Regions from separate parts of the Mus musculus genome. Here region 1 is linked to region 2. Evidence: chromatin loops called from intact Hi-C (ENCODE). Cell type or tissue: left cerebral cortex. All regions are shown on one strand. Links, peaks and the distances in the headings refer to the core of each region. The heading gives the core; the rest is flanking DNA. Region 1 holds the start of Skint2 (selection and upkeep of intraepithelial T cells 2). Region 2 has its middle 48 kb from the start of Gm24099.

Region 1 (2,838 bases), core at 273-2,772, 70 kb before region 2:
AAAGATTAAATAACTCAATTTTGCATCTATTTCCCTTTTCTAGAGTACAGTGATGATGATACTGAGCTATGAAATCAACTTTTAAGTTATTTTAAAACTTGAAATATAATTACATTATTTTCTCTCATTTCCTCCCTCCAGCTTCTCTCACATCACCCTACTCTAAAGATGACAGCAGAATTTTTATTATTATTGCACACACACACACACTCATATATATATATGTACATATATATAATATATATGTATGTAATACCTAAATTTATATGTGTAATATATAAATATTAAAATATGTATTTCATATTAAAATTTATAAATATATAATATAAACATCTTATTTTCCTTTCCCAGGAGTCATTAGCTGACTGTAGTCCATTGTCTAGGATGAAATTCCTAAAATAAATTACCCCTTCTAAAATAATATGTCCAATAATTGCCTTATCCCAGGCCTGTTTATGCAGCTATTTCTAGGAAATCAACTTTTTAAACTTCTATGTATGACTGAGAACATGAAGTATTTGTCTTTTTCTGCTATCTTGTTTTAGGAATTGAAATTTTAAAGACACATTTCAAAGACTTAGCAGGTACGTCTCATACATTCTCTTTATGGTTTTGTTTTTCACAGCAGAACACAACATAGAAATTATATTGGTTTAGAAAAACCATAGGATGGGCACAAGTCTCACTATTATGTGTCTGAGAAATAACAGCTATAAGAATACATATATTTCTTTAGCCCTGTTTAAACCAAAATTAGAACCTAAGTTCATTATTTCCCAAGATTAAATTTTCATTTCACCCATAAAGAAACCTTAGGAAATTCCCTCTAGAAAGGACTAACTCTCCCTCCTTCTGAGACCCAAGATTTACTAATCTTAAAATACTTATGTCTAAGTACTTGAAACTTGTTTCTAGGTATACAATATTCCTCCCAGGAGGTACAAGGAAGAAAAAAAATAGAAGAAATAAAACTTATCTATGAAGGTATAATCATATTCTAAAGCTTAATACATCTCATTACTTACCTAAGCCAGATGATACCACAACAGTTCTCTGTTGTCCCTATAAAAGACTCAATCGAGTCATATGAATTTTTGATAACACTTCAGCAGTTCTCCTGAAGCCATAAACATGTCAGAGTTAGAGGGAGATGAGAGAAATTAACTATCAACACCCCTACTCCTAACCTGAAAGTCTGGCCACATGATTCTGCAAGCCTTACAGGTCTCTCTTCCAGGGAACTTCCTACAGGGCTGGTTATATCAACCCATAAATGAAATCTTTGTTTAGCTCAGTGATTGCATCTAGTGTTACTCAATCGCTAGCAAGACTTTCCTCCACAGGAGAAGTAAAAAGAAATCTGACCCATACCTGTCATTCACTGAGTTCCAAATAAAAAGGTATCATGAATTTTGAATGCTAGACATGTACATAGTAAAGATAACTTTAGAAACACAAGTAAATGTCCTTAAGTTCAAATGATATATTCAAGGAAGCTTTGTATAGTTAATAAATGACAGTAATTTCAAAACAAAACAACAAGTTAGACCAGGTAAGCAAAAGATCACAGCAGTTTCCCAGGCTGACAGAACAATTCTAACTTGAAGGCACAAAAGACAGTAGTAAATTCAAAAATCATAGTTTGCAGTAGCTTGACTGGGAGTAAAGTTGGGGAGAAAGAACAAGATGTAAGCTTTAGGAAGAAATAAGAGAGGTTATGAAATTTAGGAAACCTATATGATACAATAATTAATTTCATGCACATATTCACTCATACTTGTAATGTATAGATGTATATTAATGTGTAACATAGATTACAAACTTATATATGTGTTTAACATAGATTACATACTTATATATGTATGTGTTTAACATGAAAACATATATTAACTAGTACATACATATGTTTATAAAATACTGCAGATACTTGCATATGCATGTGTATATATATGTAAAGGTTAACTTCAGTGATTGTATAATTGTATCTCTACAAGTATTTCATATATCTATGTGTACACTTATATGTATGTATGAGATGATAAATATACACATATAAATGTTTATAAATATATTTATTAGTTCTTGAGATAGTTTTACAAAGTAGTTTATCAATTTATCGCCAATTCTTCCCCAACCCATGCCCCTTCACTACCCAATCAACTTTGTGTCCCTTACATAAAAAACAAAACAAAACAAAAACAATAAAAACTGCAACATTTTTATTTTTGTGATGAAATACCACGACCAAAGCAACACAGGAAGGAAAAAGTTTAATTCAGTTACAATTCAGGTAACTCTACATCGTAATGGAAACAAACACAGGAAACTGAGAAGCAGGATCCTAGAGGCAGGAACTAAAGCAGAAGCCTTGGAGTGAAGACAGCTTTGTGGCTTGATACTTATGGATTGTTTAGCATGGTTTCTTATTACATGCTCTGGACTTTTCACAACCCAGAATGTTCTTGGGTGTCTCACATTAATACTTGAGACTGTAGCACATAGTCTTGTTTATATATATTTATCAATATTATGAAGGCATTTTCCCAATTAAGATTATTTTTCCCTGATATTTCTTGGTTCACTTCAAATTTGCAAAATATAACCAACACACCAATCAAGAACAAACTGTGCTATCGAGTGGTTTTGGAAGTACATTCTTCCATGGGAGTATTGTTGCCTTACCAAGGATTGCACTTTTAAAGAAAACTGCCTCTCCTTTTCTTAGCAACTATCTGTTGTCAATGACTCCTCAAATATGGGGGCAATTTCATAACAAATTTCCTTCTCCATGCTGGGATTTGTTCTTGCTTGAACTTGCATAGGTCTCACATAATCTGT
Region 2 (2,838 bases), core at 332-2,831:
AGCACACAGTCTTGTTTATATATATTGGTCAATCTTTTGGAGGCATTTTCCAATTAAAATTCTTTTTCTCTAATATGTCTTGGTTCATGTCAAGTTTGCAAAGTCTAACCAACACACCAATTAAAACCAAATTGAGCTATCAAACAGTTTTGGAAGTATATTTTTCAACTGAAGCATTGTTGCCTTACCAAAGATTGTGCTTTTAAAGAAGACTGACTTTAAGCAAGTATTAGTTGTCAATGAATCCACAACTATGGGGGCAATTTCACACCAAATTTTCTTCTCCAAGGTTAGATTTGTTCTTGCTTGAGTTTGCATAGGTCTTACATGTGCTGTTGTGAGTACTATGAGATAAAATATTGCAACTGTCCTCCTATGTCCAGAACATACTGTTTCCTTGTGTTATCATCTCTGGCTCTTATATTCTCCACTTTTCCCCTCAATGATCCCTAAGCTATGAAAGGATGCAGAATGATAGAGATGTTTCATTTAAGGCTGAGTACTTCTCAGTCTCTTATTCTCTGTAGATTTGCTACTATCTGGGTCTATGTGTTAATCATTGTCCACTGCAAAGAGAAGCTTCTTTCATGAGGGCTAAGATACGCCTTAATTTATGGAAATAGACATAAATCATCAAGAGTCAGTTTAGCACTCTGGCGTTTATCAGAATAATAGGAGTGGGTTCTCTTCTTGCCAATGTGGACTATCTGTCCATAAGTTCTAACTCAGTAATGGCACCATGTATCTATTCTACAAAACTGAAAAAACTGAAATAAATGGATGGATTTATTGATATATAACAACAAAATAAGTAAAGCAAGATAGACAACACAAATAGACCTACCTACAACACTCAGCAAGATAGAAGCAATAATTAAAAATCTCCCAATTATTAAAAAAAAGAGTTAGACAGATTCAGTGCAGAATCTCAGCAGGCCTCCAAAAAAGAACAAATATATGATTATCTGTCACAGTACTTTACAACCTAATAAACAAAAACGCAGTTTCAAATTCCTTTTATGAATCCAATGTTACCTTGGTACCAAAACCAGACAAAGGCTCAATAAAGAAAAGAAAATTATAAGCTAAAATATTTAACAAACAAAATAGCAAAATTCATAATATTAGCAAACTGAATTCAAGATCATCTTACTTAAATAATCTACTATAATTAAATACCCACCTATATCTATATTCCCTCCTAACTCTTCACATTCTCTCTCTCTCTCTCTCTCTCTCTCTCTCTCTCTCTCTCTCTCTCTCTCTCTCTCTCTTTGTCTATTTAATGATGGCTGTGTGTAGGGTTGTAGTAGTATCTACCAAAGCATGAGAAGGCTTGGGGCCATATTCATAAACAACCTGATATTTCCAAGCCATCCAACCAAACACAAGGCATGGATTGCCAATAGCTATTTAGTTAAAATTGGAAATTCTGGATCTCCCAACTCATCCATTGTGGAATTTTTGCTGGCTTTATCTTGCACAGTTTTGTATATACTGTCAAAGATGGTATACATTTGTGTATACACTGACTTAAAAATCTCTCACCTAGGAGAGGCCCTTGGTCTTGTGAAGGTTCTCTACCCCAGTATAGGGTAATGCCAGGGACAAAAAGTGGGAGTGCGTGGTTTGGGGAGCAGGGGGAGGGCGGAGAGGATAGGGGATTTTTGGAGAGAAAACAAGGAAAGCTGATAGCATTTGAAATCTAAATAAAGAAAATATCTAATAAAAGAAAACAAAAAAAATAGAAAAAAAAATCTCTCACCTGGAAAAATATAAATAAATTGCTTAGTTTATTGATATATGTGATCTAACAATTTTAAATAAAAAAGTAAGAATTCAAACAGAATCATAACCATCAAGAAAATATAAACAATAACTAAATACCCCTCAATTAACAAAACAAAACAAACAAACATAAAAAAATCCACCACATCCTGAGGACTTAGGATAGAATTTTTCCCAATCTTCAGAGAACTACCACCAACACTACTTAAATTATTTTATAAAACAGGAAAGAGAACTTGAATATTTTTGTGAAGCCCATATTACTTTTATTCCCAAACGAGACAAATGTTCAAGTAAAAATGAATAATCTTAAACCAAATTCCCTATTGAACACAGATGCAAATTCTCAATAATATAATTGAAATTTGAACTTAAGAACATATGAAAGGGTGATCTACCCTGAACAGGTTTGTTTTATTCTATGGATGATGGGAAATTTCAATATGTGTAGATTAATAAATGTAACCCATTACATAAAGAGGCTAAACCAATAGAAACCAAATGATTATTCCATTAGATATAGGAAAGGCCTTGAACAAAACAAAACATCATTTTTTGATAAACCCCTAGAAAACCTAGGGATAAAATAGCATTATTTCAACATAAGAAAGGTAATATACAATAAGCTCATAGCCAACATCACATTGAATAGAGAAAATTATGAAACATGGTACACATTCTTTTCAAATCAGAAACATGACAAGGATATCCACTCTCATAATTCCTGTTTAACATAGTACCTGAAGTGTTAGCTATGTCAATAAGACAATAAATGTCTCAAAGGGATAGTAATTGTGAAAAAGTTGTCAAAGATTACCTAATTCTATCCATAAAAGACACTAATGATACCATTAGAAATATCTAAAAGCAGACAAACACATTATCAAATCTGACACAAAATTAGCAGCAAAAAGTTTCATCACAGTGTACCAATGACAAACATACTAACATAGAAGTCAGGAAAATAATGGTTACAAAACATGTCATAGAATATATTTAAGCAGAGCTAGTGCAATAGTGGTCCAATAAAAATTGAAGACATTGAAGAAA

Evidence for each region. Peaks named below come from ENCODE experiments on the same cell type or tissue, not always from the same donor. Only the 100,000 strongest peaks of a DNase experiment are listed, where the experiment ranks them.
Region 1: it touches region 2 in a loop (17-fold over the local background); 2 of 42 quality-filtered maps call a loop at or near these places.

Annotation. Positions count from the first base shown.
Region 1 is chr4:112,611,953-112,614,790 of GRCm38, reverse strand. Skint2 (selection and upkeep of intraepithelial T cells 2) reads right to left here and starts at 1,051. Exons shown (of 8, transcript NM_001285965.1): 1 at 1,026-1,051. In left cerebral cortex, for the core only: no CTCF peak of the experiment used is centred there; no DNase peak of the experiment used is centred there.
Region 2 is chr4:112,541,537-112,544,374 of GRCm38, reverse strand. No RefSeq gene overlaps it. Among named protein-coding and RNA genes, the nearest start is that of Gm24099, 48 kb to the left of the region's middle. In left cerebral cortex, for the core only: no CTCF peak of the experiment used is centred there; no DNase peak of the experiment used is centred there.